2 separate regions of the Homo sapiens genome follow, and region 1 is linked to region 2. The links are chromatin loops, found by intact Hi-C in ENCODE. Cell type or tissue: IMR-90. All regions are shown on one strand. Each heading gives the region's core, and the rest is flanking DNA. Links, peaks and the distances in the headings are about the cores only.

What was found. Hi-C counts contacts between places; a loop is a spot of excess contacts. Peaks named below come from ENCODE experiments on the same cell type or tissue, not always from the same donor. Only the 100,000 strongest peaks of a DNase experiment are listed, where the experiment ranks them.
Region 1: a loop joins it to region 2, with 11 times the contacts of the local background. A loop is called at or near these places in 28 of 110 quality-filtered maps.

The regions. Positions count from the first base shown.
Region 1 is chr21:28,938,969-28,948,027 of GRCh38, reverse strand. LTN1 (listerin E3 ubiquitin protein ligase 1) reads left to right here. Exons shown (of 30, transcript NM_015565.3): 19 at 422-564; 20 at 1,741-1,876; 21 at 2,077-2,221; 22 at 3,432-3,645; 23 at 4,124-4,361; 24 at 4,692-4,766; 25 at 6,622-6,808. Among named protein-coding and RNA genes, the nearest start is that of LTN1, 49 kb to the left of the region's middle. In IMR-90, for the core only: a CTCF peak has its summit at 7,649 (motif pointing right); a DNase peak (open chromatin) is centred at 7,667; H3K27ac peaks cover 227 bases.
Region 2 is chr21:28,518,383-28,527,441 of GRCh38, reverse strand. No RefSeq gene overlaps it. Among named protein-coding and RNA genes, the nearest start is that of LINC00161, 16 kb to the left of the region's middle. In IMR-90, for the core only: a CTCF peak has its summit at 5,281 (motif pointing right); a DNase peak (open chromatin) is centred at 5,321; H3K27ac peaks cover 199 bases.

The DNA of each region.
Region 1 (9,059 bases), core at 6,415-8,914, 420 kb before region 2:
GTAGAGATGGGGTATCACTATGTTCGCCAGGCTGGTCTCAAACGCCTGACCTCATGATCTGCCCTCCTCAGCCTCCCAAAGTGTTGGGATTACAGGCATTAGCCACCGCACCCCGCAATTGACTCTTTTTTTTTTTTAAAAGAGGACATAATGTCATGTGGCTAGTATAATTTTAAAAAATCATATATGGGGAAAAGTTATATATGCTCATTTAAAAAATTTATGCAGAAAAGAGAAAAGGAGCAAAAAAAACCAATTTCATCAAGTCAGCACTTGTTAAATCTATCATAGTTTCTTTTTATGTAATTATATGTGATAGAATTATTCATCTATCTTTTTCAGTAGTCTAAATAAAAGAAATATATAAAATAACTGTATGTTTGGAAGAAATCTAACTTGTGTTTTTTTTTTCTTTAAACAGTTTTTTTCCACTAACTGAAGGCAATTTGCATACCATTCAAAGTCTATGTCCATTTTTGTCAAAAGAAGAAAAGAAAGAATTTAGTGCTCAATGTATACCTGCTCTTTTGGGCTGGACTAAGAAAGATCTTTGCAGCACTAATGGTTAGTTGCTTGATAATAAATATTTCATTAATTTAATTATTGCTTGAGATGAAGAACTGTTTCTAATATATAAGACCACATCTAGCAGAGGTAAATTGAATTACAGCTGATTTGTTCTGAGATTATATGGATGAGTGTTGTTAGACAGTGGCTGTTACCATTTTACAGTACAAAAATGCTGGGCCTTAAGGGAAGACTTACGCCCAGAAATACCTTCTAACCATTTCTTTTCTATCTATAGCTTTTTAAAGCTGTGCCTCATTTCTCCCTAGCCAATCAATGATTGAACATATAAAGGCAAAAATAGCGTCTGTTGTATTTAAAACACTGCACTTTTCATTTGTTTATTAATTTAATAAACATTTATGAGCACCTGCTACATGGTAGTTCCTATTGTAGAGAAGACAAACATAAAGTTGTATTATGTGATAACCGATGTAGCAAAAAGATGTGCTATGTATAGAAGTGGCAGAAAGGAAGGAGTTTCCACTCTGCTTTGAGGGTGTTAGTGGCAATTTCACAAAGAGAAATATTTCTACTGGGTGTTGAAGGATAAATAGTTTTCCATATGGACATAGTTGGGGAAGGGCATTCCAGGTACACAAAAACATACAAGGGTACAGATTGTTCATTTTGGCTGGTATGTAAGATAGAAGGTTGGGGACAGAGGGTGTTAAGATACACCAGTGGATGGATTTTGAGGAATGGTAGAGATTCTAAAGAGTGAGTCCACATCAGAGTTTACCACATGTACTAGCTGCTATTGAGTGAATGAATGTATAAATTATGAAACAGTATGTTCTATTTTCCATTTGCTGTTTCCAGCTACTCTGTAGCTGTAGGGTTTTTTTTATTTGAATGATGAGTTTGCTGAATATGTCCTGCACTTAAGAAACCAAAACAAAAACAGCATAAGTCAGTTTAAATTACAGCATCATTCACTCTTTCTCCTCCCCCAAATTCTCTATTGTGTGCTAGGTGCTGGGTTTGGAGACAGGGTCTCTGCCCTTTGGAGCTTATAAGCTCATTTGTTGACTCTTAGATAAAAGTCATTATTAGAGTTCTTAACCTGAACACTTCTCAAGAAAGTCTTTTACTTCTCAAAGTGGACTTTTTTTTAATAGTAGCGATATAGTTCTTAAATATTTTTAATTTTCATTTTGAATTTTACTTTAGGAGGTTTTGGACATCTTGCCATTTTCAATTCTTGTCTGCAAACCAAAAGTATAGATGATGGAGAGCTATTACATGGAATATTAAAAATCATAATATCCTGGAAGAAAGAGCATGAAGATATTTTTCTTTTCAGTTGGTAGGTGATACTTTATACTATGTTTTTCCTTCAGTATACAATTCAGACAAAGATTACGTATCTGTGTCACAATTTTGTAGAGAAATTATGGTAGACATTTAAGTCAGTTATAAATAAGTATGTAAGATTTAAAGTAGCATACTTTCTAATTGAATGTCAATATAATCTTTTATTGTCTTTTGTTTTTATCTTTATCACAGTAATCTATCAGAAGCAAGTCCAGAGGTACTGGGTGTAAATATAGAAATAATCCGGTTTCTTTCCCTATTTCTGAAATACTGCTCATCCCCTTTGGCAGAGAGTGAGTGGGACTTCATCATGTGCTCCATGTTGGCTTGGTTGGAGGTAAATTAACCCGATATGTCATCACCTCTTGTGGGTTTTTGTACATACTTTTGCATCAGAACTATTTACTAATCTCATTCTTTAAGTGATGATTGTAATTGGTTCCTTTGTATAATTTAAAACACTTTATAGATGTTCTTCTTACCAGCTACTATTTGACAGAATAGTAAAATGATAGATTTTTAATGACTACCAGCATCATTCAGTGACCAAATCTCCTGTTATTAAAATGCCTTCTCCATTAGCTTATTGTAATATTTGCAGCACAGCCCTTTCAGGTTTTATCTGTTAATGACAATTATTTTGGTCTTTTTTGGTTATAATTAGATTATTTCTAAAACATACTGTGTGAATATTGTGAGAGTAATGCATTAAATAGTAGCAGATTCAGAGGGAATTAGTGTAATTTTTGACCCAAAGCAACCAGAGGTATATTACTTGTGGGCTCCAAGGCAGCAAGTCAGTCAGGGTTGGATTGGTCTGAATCTCTGCTTTGCCTGCTATTAGCTATGTGACTTAGAGTTTTAAACTTAAACTATTTGAGACTCAGTTTTCTTTCTTTCTTTCTTTCTTTTTTTTTAAATTTGAGATAGAATCTCGCTCTGTTGCTTAGGCTGGAGTGCAATGGTGCGATCTTGGCTCACTGCAACCTCCGCCTTCTGGGTTCAAGCAATTCTTGTGCCTCAGCCTCTCAAATAGCAGGATTACAGATGCCCACCAGCATGCACGACTAATTTTTATATTTTTGGTAGAGATGCGGTTTCACCATTTTGGCCAGGCTGGTCTCAAACTCCTGCCCTCATGTGATCCACTTGCCTCAGCCTCCCAAAGTGTTGGGATTACAGGCATGAGCCACTGTGCCTGGCCGATTTTCTTATTTTAAAATAATAACTTACAACTTGTAGGGCTACTGAGAAGATTATAAATGTGTATTTAATGTGTCTGACTTAGTGTTTCCTTCCATGGGTTAGAAATTAAAAAGGGTACTTGAGAATAAATTGTTTATTAATGATTCTATTCATGGTATTTAATTTTGAAGAAAAAAGTTATTTTGATGTAAAATTTTATGTTTCTCCTGAGATTACACACCTCAACTGCTTTTCGTTTTAAAATTCAAAGAAATGAAAGTGGGGCTTTTCTTTATATTGGCTTTATTTGTAGTGTTCTGGTAGAAGTCTGTTTACCTATTTCATTTTTATTGTTTTTTCAGACAACAAGTGAGAATCAGGCATTGTATTCTATTCCACTTGTGCAACTGTTTGCCTGTGTCAGCTGTGATTTGGCCTGTGACCTCAGTGCTTTCTTTGATTCCACAACTCTGGATACCATTGGCAATCTTCCTGTAAATCTAATCAGTGAATGGAAAGAATTTTTTTCCCAAGGCATCCACAGTTTGCTTTTACCTATTTTGGTGACTGTTACAGGCAAGTGAAAAAGGGAATAATAGTGAGATTGATTCATTGGAAATGACTTACTGAAAAATTCAAAAGCAAAAATTTTGATGTTTAAATCAAATAATACTAAATAGTAAAAGAAAAAGCCAGAAGAGAAAGCTTGGCTTCTCAGAAGCATCATCTATGCTTTACTTTACAGACAGAAATTGAAAAATGGCAAGGTATCCAATGACTGTTGCAAATTAAAATAATAATACTTCAGATAACATGAATGGATGATGTGAATAGAACCTTGCTATTGAACATTTGCTGGATCAGATAAAAGTCATTAAAACAGTTGAGATTAACTGGAATATATATTCAGTTCATGTTTCTAGTTAAGACTGCTTTATTGTTTATGTCTAGTTTTTATTTCATTTTCTTAAATGACATTTGATTGTTTGTGAATCATTTAAGCTATACTAACTTTCTTTTGAGACGTGCATGTTTCTTTCCTTTTTGTCATTAGGAGAAAACAAAGATGTGTCTGAAACATCCTTTCAGAATGCAATGCTGAAACCCATGTGTGAAACATTAACGTATATCTCAAAGGAACAGCTATTGAGTCACAAACTTCCTGCAAGATTAGTTGCTGACCAAAAAACAAACTTACCAGAATATCTCCAGACTTTGTTAAATACATTGGCCCCATTACTCCTCTTCAGAGCTAGGCCTGTGCAAATTGCTGTTTATCATATGCTATACAAGTAAGAATTCATCCAATTGAATCAATGTTACAGTGGTCTAAAAAAATAGAATATATGCTTAGTTTTTACTTTTAATTATTTAAAGTAAAATTTTTAAAAGAAGGAGATCTGACTGCTTCACTTATAGGGACCCTAAGTTGCCTCATCTTTTAGGTTATTGTTCTCTATACACAATTTATATTTCAATAGTCCTGGCTATAGTAGTTATTTTAAAGAAAACTCATTAAAACATTTACTCATTATAAAATAAGTATTGGTCTTTCTGCTCTTGAGCACGACTTAATAAACAGTTTAATATCACATATTTAAAAATAATGTTCTAATTTCTAGATTGATGCCTGAATTACCACAGTATGATCAGGATAATCTAAAGTCATACGGAGATGAAGAAGAAGAGCCAGCCTTGTAAGGTTTTTTTAAATAATTTGTTTTATTAAATTCTTATAATCCATCTCACTTATAATGTCTTTAGAGGACTGAAGCAGCACAGAAGCTATAGAGTTATATTCATTCTACAGATAGATCTTTTTAGTTATCTGTAAGATATAAATGAAATATAGATTTCACCCAAAAGATTGTGTCACTCTCTTAATTGTTCTTAAATCACATTTTCCGTTTGCTACTGTTCAGTAAAACTATCTTTGGCCATATGGTGGCTGTGGAAAGAGTGTATCGGTTCAAGTATCTATTGAGCATCCACTTTGTGCAGAGTATTAATTAAATGCTGAGGGGAATATGCAGTGTTTAGTGAGCACTTTCTTTTCCTTAAGGAATTTATCTGATACAGATGATACTGTAGCGTTATGGAAAATATAGTATATGATAAGTGCTAAGAAAAAGGATAGATAACTTTTTTTTAAAGGTCAGTTAGGCCTATATAAGATAGCATGTATGAGGGCACAATTAATGTACATCAGGAAGGGAAGACTTTCTTTTGAGGAAGAGGCATTTAAACTGGACCTTTAAGGTTAGGTAGCATTTCTGCAGGACAGGAAAGACAACATAAGTTAAGAGAACATCATGTACAAAGGCACTGAGTCATGAATGTGAGGATGTGCTTGGGGAATATTGAGTAGTTACCACTTAATGTATAGTTTTATTGATAATATCTTTCTTTACTGGAATGTAAGTTCTGTGAGGGCAGGAATTTCTCTCTCTTATTTCTGAGAGAGAAATAGGCTAGAATGCTGTAGGCCAGAATGCTTCCTGGCCTATAATAAATGGCCTTAAAAATGACTTTTTTGGGGGGATTTGGTCATTACTTGGTAGGAGATAGGGCGCCACCAGCCGATTCTGACACTAATGTGAAACATGAATTGTAAAAAGAAGCAAGCAGAGGTGGAGCTGATTGCAGAAGTTAAATAACAATGCATGGAGGGCAATGTGAAAAGTGGAGAGATTTTGGAGCTGGTATTTTATAAGATCTAGTGACTATCAGTATGGAATATAGAAGGCTGGGTACATGAGATGGAGGTGTTGAAGGAAAAGACCTAAGAGCAGAAGTTTGGAGAAGGCCTGTACTTGTGGGCTGGGAGAAGGAAGCCACAAGGGAAGAACGATCACAGAAGTGAAAGGAGAGAACCAGGCTAGAGTATCATGGAGAAGAGAGTTAAGTATTTTACTTTTTGAGAATCTCATAAGTTCACCTGAAAGTATAAATGAGTAGAGTAGTTCAATAAAGAAGAAAATTAACTTACATTGTTGTGAATTAATCTGAATGGTACATTTATTTTCCTAAAAAGATTACAATCATGATTTTTTAAACAGGCACATAATTATTTTCTGTGTTTATCCGATTAATAGTATCATTGTGATATTTCTTAATAGTACTAAGTAGATAATATGCAATAAAATAGAAACTAGAATGAAGTGACAAAGTTCGAAGTCTTAATCTTCACTTTGTCTTTTATAAGATGATAAAAGGCCGGGTAGGATTTAGAATCCCTAACAGTTTCCCCTACTAACTGAAAGACGTTGGACTCATCATTTGGCTTCTCTGGGTGTGTGATTTTTTTTCACTTAGAAAATTGAAAGAGACGTTTTCTAAAAATGTCTTTCCTTCAAGTGCTATAATATGTCTTTTTTATTTTACTGTTATGTGAGATTAGGAGTTAAAATTGGCTCAATAGAGGGGAATTTTTAAAACGTTTTTTGGAAAACAGAGAAATTTTTCTAAAATGCTTGAAGTTTACAAGTACTGTCAATTTGTTAAGGAATGAATTATAAAGAAAACTTGTGGTGTTTAATCATTGATTCTTAGGTCACCACCAGCAGCACTGATGTCTCTTCTTAGCATTCAAGAGGACTTACTAGAAAATGTTTTGGGGTGTATTCCTGTTGGACAGATAGTTACTATTAAACCACTGAGTGAAGACTTCTGTTATGTTCTGGGATACCTTCTCACTTGGAAATTAATACTAACTTTCTTCAAAGCTGCATCATCACAGGTAAATAAATATGTGACAACTTTCGATAGTTCTGTCCTAATATGCTTCTGATACTGTTCTAAATACCTTCCTTTCAGTTTAATAAAAGGAAAATCCTTATGTTTTAATCTCATCTTTTAAAATTTATTTTATTTTGTTTATTTGAGACAGGGTCTCACTCTGTTGCCTGTGCTGGAATGCAGTGGCACAATCTCGGCTCACTGCAACCTCTGCCTCCTAGGCTCAACCGATCTTCTCACTAAGTAGCTGGGACTACAGGTGCAAGCCACCATGCCTGGCTAATTTTTATATTTTTGTAGAGATGGGGTTTCACCGTGTTGCCCAGACTGGTCTCAAACTCCTGAGCTCAAGCGATCCACCCACCTTGGCCTCCCAAAATGCTGGGATTACAGGCATGAGCCACTGCGCCCAGCCTAATCTCATTTTATCCAACTAACTTCCATCTGCTTAATAAGTTTACTCCTGTCCCTTATACCTTACCTTCCAAGCAAAAGTAATTACTCTGATAGGTGGCCAGATCAACTTTTTTCTAACTGAATGTAGTCACCAGGTTCTTTTATTTCAGGAAATAATATTTATATAATTTAATTTTGTACTATCATAGTAATGATTTCAAAAGAATTGGATCTTGTGTTTTTTGTTTTTTTTTCGGAGGGAGTCAGTTTGTCACTCTGTTGTGGAGATATAACTTAATACATCATTGGAAATTTACCTTACTTGAAAATCACTGTTTGGAGAGAGATCTGTGAAACATTACCTATGTAATAATTCAAACTGTTACCTAAGTGGTGAAAATATCTGAAATATTTTGTCCAAATTATTCTAGCAGCCACTAGATGTCTCTGTTGTCTCATGTTTAGGAAGTAAGACCTTGTCCAAGAAGAAACTGGAAAGATCTCTCTAGTTTTTCTGTTAGAAGGATCCCCACTTGAAGATAGTTTGAGCCGGGGAAGTGGAGGTTGCAGTGAGCTGAGATCATGCCACTGCACTCAAGCCTGGGCGACAGAGCCAGACCCTGTCTCAAAAAGAACAAGGAAGATCCAAATCTCTGTCAATCTTTGATTGAATTAGCCTAATAAAATATGTGCCTTCTTTTGACAGGTCAATACAAAAAGATTTAGTTTATCATTTAGTGTGATTAAGTATTCATGGCATTCATTTCCAATGTGACTTTTTGGAATTTTTAAATTATAATTTATGTTGTTGCTCATACCCTATACCCTGGTACAAAGATATCAATTTTTGCATCTTTGCATTTGTATATCTGTGGGGAAAAGTCAAATCACAGAAGCAGCATTGATCTAGCTGTTAAATAGATTAGTTTTCTCTTTAGGCCTGTCACTTATTTTTGTGACTTAAGCTAGTTTTATTTGCTGATGATATATTTCAAGAGCTCCTTATTTGGCTTTTACATCAATTTCTTAAAATATTGTTGATCTTTAAAAAATAGCAGCAGATTGAGGCATTTGTGTATAAGAGTTTTGTTCTCATTTTATATTCAGAAATTAGGAAAATGGCCATGTGTCACCTTTTTCATTAAGCTGGGATTGGGTTAGGGTGCAAAATTATACGGCAGCATTTATTATTATTGAGTCTGAAACTTGAACTGAGCTGTGGGCAGATAAACCAGAATAACCCACTAAGTAATACTAATTAGATGAATCCTGAAATAAACAGAATTTTTCTTCGGAAAACTTTAAATGTTCCTAAATCATGGGTTAACTTTTTTCTCAAAAAAACTAGCAAATCAGATTGAACTGGAAAAAGTTGTATATGTACATGTGTATGTTTTTGTGTCTGTTTTATAAAGCTTTACTGAGATATTGCACATACCATAAAATTTACCCACTTAGCATACACAGTTTGGTGTTTTTAGTATATAGTCATCCCTTGATATCTGCTGGGGATTGTTTCCAGGCTCCCTCCCATGACCCCCACCCCAGCGAATACTCAAGTTCCTTATATAAAATGGCATATAGTATCTGCATCTAACCTATGCACATCTTCCTGTATACTACTTAAAATCATCTCTAGATTAGTTATCACTGATACAGTGTAAATGCTATTGAAATAGTTGCTATACTGTATTAAAGTTTTTAGTATTTTTATTGTTGTATTGGTTTTTTTAAATCACTTTTTTTGCCCCTCAAATGTTTTCAATCTGCGATTGGTTGAATTCTCAGATGTGGAACCCATGGAAGTGGAGGGCTGACTGTATTCACAGAGTTGTGCAACTGTTAACCACTATATA
Region 2 (9,059 bases), core at 4,197-6,696:
AAACTCTCAGCTTCCATTCCAATACATTCTTCACTGGGGCCAAACAGGTGTTGCCCTACTTAAATTTTCTACATATTTTAAGGTTTTCAGGTTGGCAGCTCCCATGGTTGACTCTTGGGATCCAGCACCATGTGAAGAAGTTTGAGCTCAGAGAGCCCCCAGATGTTTCAGTTACAGTGGATAAAGCACCAGATGTAAGAATGAAACTATCTTAAAATTTCAGACACCATCAAATACTCTGTTGAATGCAGTTGTGGGAGTGACCCCAGCCAATATCATAAAGGTATGGTTCTAGTTTTACTTACCTATCATCTATCAAAGGAGTTAGCAAAATATACCTATGGGCCAAATCCAGCCTACCTCCCTCTTCTTTTGGTAAATAAAGTTTTATTGAAACATAGCCATGACCATTGTTTTATGTGTCATCTATGGCTTGCTTCATATTACAATGACAGAGTGGAGTGGTGACAACGGAGACTATATGACTTACAATATCTAAAATATTTACTAGCTGGCCTTTTATAGAAAAATTTTGGTGAAATTTGCTTGTGAATAAATGAATAAAAAGTTTCTTTAAAAGGATAAATCACATTATGAATAAAGTATAGTGAATTATTCAGGGTAACTCTAGCTTCCATAAACCCCAATATTTTTATAATTTAAACAAAACTAAAGTTTCTCTGTTGTTCACGTAACAGTTAACAGGTTAGAAAAGCAGTCCCTCCTCATGCAGTAATTCAGGAAACCTGGTAAATGGAAATTCTTCAACGTGCAATTTCTGAGTAACCCTGGGTGAGAAATAATGTGCCCAGGAAGAAGAGTAGACAATGATATTTGGTGAACAGGTAGCAGATCCTTCCACAAATAGTTTATTACCACTGCTATAATTTTATTAACAATCATCCTCTTTATGCAAATGATTGTTCTAGTTAGTTTATTAAGCTACCACTTATTCACATGAATAATTCTAATAAAATTCTTCTACCAGACACCGAGGTGAGATAAATGACACTTTGGTAAGGATCATGACTTTGGTAAGGACTCAGGGAAGAAGGCAAATCACCTTTCGGTCATGGAGCATTTTGAAGGGAGAATAGTTTTCACATTGTGGGACTTCTGTTATTCAGAAAAAGGCTTAAGGCATTGAATTTTTTAGGATGTTGGGGAGATAAGTGACCAGAAAGGCGTAAAGGCAGACAGAAAAAGAAATGTGAGGTTCTGGAGGACAAGCTTTGCATCTTTGTCATTGGCTGCTCATGGCACAAGTTTTCAGGGAATGAACAGAGTGTTCTTGAGAGGTAGCATCTTGAGGCCACCCTGGAGCAGGAGCCAATTGCCTTTCAGGCAAAGTGACTCGCTTTCTTTTTGAACAGTTTCCAAAATAATATTAATAACAAAAATGATGGAGACAGTAGATTACAGAGCTCTAGAATTTCAGTGATAGAAATGAGAAAGCGATTAAATTGAAAATGTTTTCTTCTGGCAGATCAAGCTGTAGTTGTGTGGTTATAAATTCTGCATACTCATTGAGTCTTGGAACTCATGGAGATTGAGTCTTGGAGGAAAAATAAGCAAAAGAAAGATAAATTCGTTCCTTAAAAGACAAATTTCCTTAAAATTGTAATTTCAGGGGAAAATGTATGTCAGGTAAGAAATTAGTAATTTTGAAGAATCCTTCTATGTCTAGAAATTTAAGTTTCCCAATTGCTCCATGTACCAATTAGATATCTATTGAGCCAAAAACAGGAAAGCTAAGGTGTACTATAGTCTCTCAAGTAGTTCAGAAACACCAATTCACAGCCTAAGACAGTATATAATGAAGGAAAAATGTCTAGGACTCATTGCAGATATATGGTTCATTCTCTGGGGAAATTAGAGGATTAGCAAATCAGTTATCTATTGCTAAAATAATGCTGCATAGCAAACCATTCAAAAACTTAGTGGTTTAAAACAAAAATTATTTATTATTTCTCACAAGTTTATAGTTTGGCTAGTTGGTTATTTTCACCTAGGCCAGAAATATATGCTCTTGGTTTGGCTGATTCACACATCTTCAGTCAAATGGTAGGCCAGCTGGAGTTTGCTGTTCTAGAATGGCCTCAACCTGGATGATAAGGCTCTGCTCCATGTGGTCTGTCATCTTCCAACTGCTCTTGTGATCTCGTTCTTGTGAGGAAGACAAAGGAGCAAGAGAGAGAGGTCTTTGCTTAAAACTAGTATGCTGTTACTTGCATTACATTTTACTGGACAAAGTGAATCACAAGGTAGGCTAAGTTTCAAAGAATAGGAAAACAGACTCTACTTTTCGATGAGAGAAATTTTAAAGCCACCTGGAAAGGGTATGGATACAGGGAGATGTAGAGAATTAGGGCCATGTTTGCAAACAGTTTATTTCATTGAATTTTATCAAGGAAATCTTGGTAGAGGAAGGTACAACTTAGCTTGAGCTTTGAAAGTAAAGGAAAGAATAGGGGGCATTTTTTTAGGCAAGGATAACAACATAAATGAAGCCTGTAGTAGTAGTTTAATAGAAAGAAGGAGTTTGGTTCTACAGCGTGTGATACAAAATTAGGCATGTATTGAGCTGCTTCGGGGGGGCTAAACTGGCTTATATTTAGTATAAATCAGAATATCTGTACAGAATAGATCATAAATTCATCAATTAAGATATGGAAATATACTTATACGTGGTGTTTAAACTCCTGCATGATGGGATGTGTGCGTTTGTTTTTATTTGCCTTTTATGCCTGAGGACAATGCTGCTGTCTTCTTAAATTCAGCACCTATTGATTACCCCAGATAAAAAGTTCTCTTCACTAGCTCCATTTTATTTATGACTTATAGCAGGGTTACAGATTGTAAATACCCTTACACATTGTTTGAGAGCAGGGTGGTCAACCCTAATAGTCTATTTAAAATCTCAAAGGTTCAAAGAAGTATCTCTGAGAGTTGTGCAGAGATATAGTACAGGCTCTATTCCCGCCAGAAACGTGTACATGAAACTTAAAAAGGAAGGGGCTTCTCTATCTTAGAAATTCTCATACTTTTTGATCTTAGGACCTTCTTACATTGTTAGAAATTTGAGGATCCCAAAGAGTTTCTATTTCGGTTGGTTCTTTCTGTTGCTATTTACTGTATTTGAAATTAATATTGAGAAAATAAAAAATATGTATTTACTAATACATTACAAATAATAGTAATGGACAAAAGCAATTAATGAAAAATACTAAATTTATTTCCATAAATGACATATTTCTGTGAAAAGTAACTATTTTTTGAAACAAGGAAAGTGAGAAAACGTCATTGTTTCACATTTTTGAAAATCTTTTATGTCTGGCTTAATAGAAGACAATTTCTTTTATCTGCTTCTGCATTCAGTCTATTACAACATGTTATTTTGGATGAAACATATAAAGAAACTTTGGCTTCATGCAGATCTTTAGATGGAAGCGGGAGAAAACTGTAGGGTCTTAAGAACCGTATTTGGAAAACGCTTCTGTTTAAGAGCTCCATAAGATTTATCATGGCAGAAAAAATAAAAATTAAGAATGCAAAAAGAACATGTAACAAATTGTGATGTTTTTCTCCCCAAAGTAGGCTATTCATTGTGAATTTCCAAAAAAAAAAAAAGAACACCTATTTCCTCTAATTTATTAATTTGTTATAACAACAACAACAAAAAAAAATTATGATTTTTGGGCCAGTGCCCCAAATCTCTTAGTCATCATGCCAAAAATGCAACAAAATAGAATGTTAACCATGGGAAAAAGTTTCAAAGGATCTGACCAAATGCCCAGGATGAATTTGATAAAACGGTGACCTTACTCACATATAGCTTACTTAATAGTCAAGGGATTTTTTTTTTCACCGCTCAAAAAATTCCAGCCAATTTCACTGATATTCTTCCTTGTTCCAGAAACTTCCTCAAAGTTGACCTTTCATTCTCTGGTGACCTGGGCAAGAATTTCTCAGAAACCAAAAGCCTGGCTGTTCAGTTGGTTTGGGAGTGGCATTTCCTAAAGTTTTGATTGGAAAAGAAACCTGGAGTTCTAACAAATTCATTTTTAAAGAAATGAATTGAAGTTTCTTTGCCAAATGCCATATGCAAAGTTTATTACTAATTCTTAATAAACGTAATGCAATTGATAGAGAACGTGAAAGTGAATTATTAGTTCTGGTTTTAAAATCCCATTATATGATCTATATATTTCTGCTCCACTTTTAAAAGTTGCTAGTGATATTGGTATGCATCAAACCCTTGTGGTAGATTATACATGATCGAATAAATGATTTTAAATAACAAGAATTTTATAATCCAATTATAAAAATATACAATATTTAAAAATAAGACAAACGCAGAAGGAGAGATAATCACACAGTCTTCTCCAAAAGCTACCACTCTGTTTTTTTGCATTTAATTTTATTGGCATTATTAACAAAAACATACCTTACTCTGATTTACAACTTTACTTTTTGCTTTAGATATATGATGATTTTTTTCCCTTACATTAACCATAGACATAGTTTTTAGAAAAAAATGAAACAGACAACATATTTGAGGAGATGGGGGTCTATGTTTACATGTAAACAATGACTTAGAAAATTTGTAAAAAGTGACCTCAGAGGGACAAAGGGGAAACAAATCCCTTGGAAGCCTTGGATCCTCCCAGGCAGCTGTGGCTCTGTGTTTCCTTCCTATTAAGAGGGATGTGTGGTTTGTATTGTCCTCCTGGGAGAATAATTCTGTCATTTCCATTAGGAAGATGATTTATTGAGGGCAGTTCCTTTTTAAGATTGAACAGGAAAACCAGTGTTGCAACCTGATGGTGCTATTTCCTTTGTAAAACGCTTCAGTGCTGAAGTTGTAGCAATTACCTTGGCCTTGAACTGAATCACAGACACCTCTCTGATCCCTTCTGTAACCTTATCTGGTAACACACAACGGTAACCACTGTGTCCTCTTGGTTTGAGGTGGGTGAGAATCAGGGCATACAACTCCCAGATTTCTCATAAGAGGGCATCCAGCCCTGTAACAGATATCCCCCAAGGCCATCGTGGAGCAGCCGGGATGCTGCGTAGGGGTTACAAATGCAGATGCAGTTGTTAAAGGGAATTTGACTGCAGCTGGAAAATAATTTTCTAAGAAGGCATATGGCAAAACGTTTTGCTTCCGTGTACCAATATCTCTGCGTGCCTCCTTTATTCCTCATTGAACCTCGGGGAATATTTAATAGTTCAGTCCTTCTTTTAAAGGTATGGTGAAAGGCAGCATCACTGCATCCCAGCAGAGGGCAGTTTCCTCAAGCCTATAGTACACCATTGCAGGTCTCATTCATGCTCAGATGGTGGTTGTTCACACCTTGTTCTTAAGAAAAGTAAACTTGTATTCAGTGACCTAGTTACACAGCAGCTTGGGCTGTGCTAAACAGTCATTCATTCAGATACTTCCTTTAGAAAACTAAAGTGAATCCAGTTGCGGTTTGCAGAAACAAGCTCCACAATGAGAGTAAAGAGATCTGGGTACTGGTCTTGGATTTGTCACTAAATAGCCATTGTGCTGGTGACATTAAGCAAGTCACTTTAGCTCAATTCTGCATCTCTGGTGAGGGGTTTTGGACAGCATGACCTGAAGATTTTAGATACAGTAGAATTTTCACATAATACCTCTATAACCCTGATAAAAATATATTTCGTAGCTGAGGGTTTGGAGTTAAAGAAATAGAGATTCTTCTTTAAAGTAATGCTAATTCAGATAGTTTACCTGGTTTGCAATATAAGCTTTATAGGTTATCCCTCTTCTACAATTGCTGAACTAAACCATCTTATATATTAGGAAAACTCAATTGGGCATGACTGTGAGAGTGAGAAGAACAGATTTCTGGGCCTGTGTTGGCTTCTCTCTAGCTATATGACTTTAGGTGAATCACCCCAACCTTCTGATTTCCAGTTTTCTCATTAGCAAAATGAATGGGTTGAATTAGATCAATGTTTCCTCCAAAAGGACCTGTGATTAAATGAGTCTGGGGGAAAAGGAGGTAAAGATAAGCAGGGGTCTATACTGCATTGATTCTGAAACCATTTCCACAGAGTCATCCACCACAGATTTACTGGGAGCTGCCTGTCTGGTAAGACCTTTTCCAGGGTAACCTACTTTAAACAGTAAACAACTGTTCAGCCTGTCATTGACCAATCAGAATGAATGCTGGCTGCAACTCTGAAGTGGCTCTGAGACCCCCTCTACTAGTCTGTTCTCATGCTGCTGATAAAGACACACCCAAGACTGGGTAATTTATAAAGGAAAGAGGTTTAATTCTCACAGTTCTACATGACCGGGAAGGCCTCACAATCATGGCAGAAGTGAAGGAGGAGGAAAGTCATGTCTTACATGGTAGCAAGAAGAAGGGCTTGTGTAGTGGAACTCCCACTTATAAAATCATCAGATCTCATGAGACTTATTCACTACCACGAGAAGAGTATGGGGGAAACCACCCCCATGATTCAATTATCTCCACCTGGCCCCACCCTTCACACATGGGGATTATTACAGTTCAAGGTGAGATTTGGGTGGGGACACAGCCAAACCATATCACCCCCAAGTGGAATCTGGTATTTGTTTCTGGATCCTGGGGAGTCTGGATGCTCCTTCAGTGGTTACTTATCAGTCAGCATGGAAGTATGTCAATATTTTCACAACTGGTATGGCCCTACCTACCTGCACACTCTCACCCCTGTGCTGTCCGAGGTTGCAGTGCCTTCTCTAGCCTTGTCTCAGAATATATGATCCAGGACCAACAGCGGCAGCAGCCCTGAGAGCTTGTTAAAAATGCTAATTCCTGGATTCCACCCAGACCTTCTTAATCAGAATCTGCACTTCTGCAAGACCCCCAGGTGATTACTGTGTTCTTTACAATTTGAGAATCACTGGCATGCAAAACAGGTCTGGTTTATTTAAAATGCACAGGGCTGATTTGCTGATGTCTACAGGAGGGCAAATAGCTTGAGCCCAGGAGTTTGAGACCAGTCTGGGCAACGTGACAAACCCCCCTCTCTCCAAATATACTGGGTAAATCTGTGGTGGATGACTCTGTGGAAATGGTTTCAGAATCAACGCAGTATAGACCACTGCTTATTTTTACCTCCTTTCCCCCCAAACTCATTTAATCACAGGTCCTTTTGGAGGAAACATTGATCTAATTCAACCCATTCATTTTGCTAATGAGAAAACTGGAAATCAGAAGGTTGGGGTGATTCACCTAAAGTCAAATAGCTAGAGAGAAGCCAACCCAGGCCCAGAAATTAGCTGGGTATGGTGGCGCATGCCTGTGGTCCCAGCTACTTGGGAGGCTGAGGCAGGAGAATCACCTGAGCCCAGGGAGGTCAAGGCTGCAGTGAGCCATGATGGGGCCACTGCACTCCAGCCTGGGCAACAGAGTAAGACCCTGTTTCAAAAAAATAAATAAATAATAAAAAAATAAAGTGTAGTCTCTTTATGATGACTTGGCATAGAACCCTTTTATGATGGAATATATTGTGGGATGAGTGGTCAGTGAAATACATTTTGGAAAACATTGAACAAGATATCTGAAGTTCTCTCTAACTCTAAAATTCAATGATTCTGAGACAGTTAAATGTTCTCACATTTCTCATTTGTTCATAATATTCTTCAAATCAGTTCTACTATAAATTGGATTTACCATTGCCTTTGGGCACTCAAATGTCAATAAAGATTGGGGATATTTTTAGAACTTTGATTTTAATTTCTGAGATATTAAATTGATAAGGAAATGAAAATAATCTGGAACCCAGACAATATGTTTTGTAGGGGCCTAGAGTTTTTTAAAAAAATTATTTATATCTTATCATAGTTTATTTTTTACTGTAGTGAAATGCATATAACATAAAACTTACCATTTTAACCATGTTTAAATGTATAATTCAGTGACAATATGTACATTTACCATGGTGTGTGATAATCACTGGTCTCTATTTCCGGAGCTTTTTCATGATCACAACTGAAATTCTGTACGCATTAAACAATAAATCCCCATTCCCCCCACTTCAGCCTGTGGTAACCTCCATTCTACTTTCTGTCTTTGTGAATTTCACCATTCTAGGTACCTCATATGAATGAAGTTATACAATATTGTGTCTGCCATCTCATTTAGCATAATGCTTTCAAAGTTATCTATATTGTAACATGCATCAGGATTTCATTCTTGTACGTGGCTAGATAATACTTCATTTTATGTGTATACCGCGTGTTGTTTATTCATTCGTCTGTTGATAGATACTTGGGTTTCTAACTGGCTATTGTGAATAATACTGCTACAAACATTGGTCTGTTTGAGCCTCTGTTTTAATTCTTTGGGGTCTATGTCTAGTCATGGAATTGCTGGATCATGTGGTAATTCTATGTGGAGACTCTGAACTGTTTTCTATGGTGGCTGCAGCATGTTACATTCTCACCAACGATCCACAAGGATTACAATTTCACCACACCCTTACCATGAAAGTGTTTAAAGAAAACGTTTATTTGATCCATTCTTGCTTGAGATTTGTTTTTGCAAGTGTTCACTGAAAAGAAAAGGATCAGTAGATCTGGCTAAGTCCAATGACTCATTTCCCTATTGGATGGCAGGCTGGCAGAGCATCCCCTTCTTTGTTTTCTATGCTCTGGCTGCTTACTGTGCACCCTCAGCTGCGTCTCTGTTTCCCTGTGGTCTTGATTACCCAGGAAAGTTAGCTCTAAGGAGCAGATCCATATCTTCTAATAATTTGGAGGTTTCTAAGTGGGTTCTTGATCAGCTCCAGGCTCTATCCTCTCAAATTCAAAGTCTAGAAATTTGTTCTCCATAGCTAGCTTTGAAATCACGGCTGAGCCATTCAACCCTCATGGATTTCAGTCTTCTCAGTCATAAAATGATCTCAAAGTTTACTTCCTCTCAGGTGGAGCCTGCTACATAATTTGTGGGGGAAAATGCAAAATTAACACGCAGTGCCCTTTCTTCAAAAAGCAAATAAAGGAAGTGTGGTTAAAGGAACTTTGGGAGCTCATTATA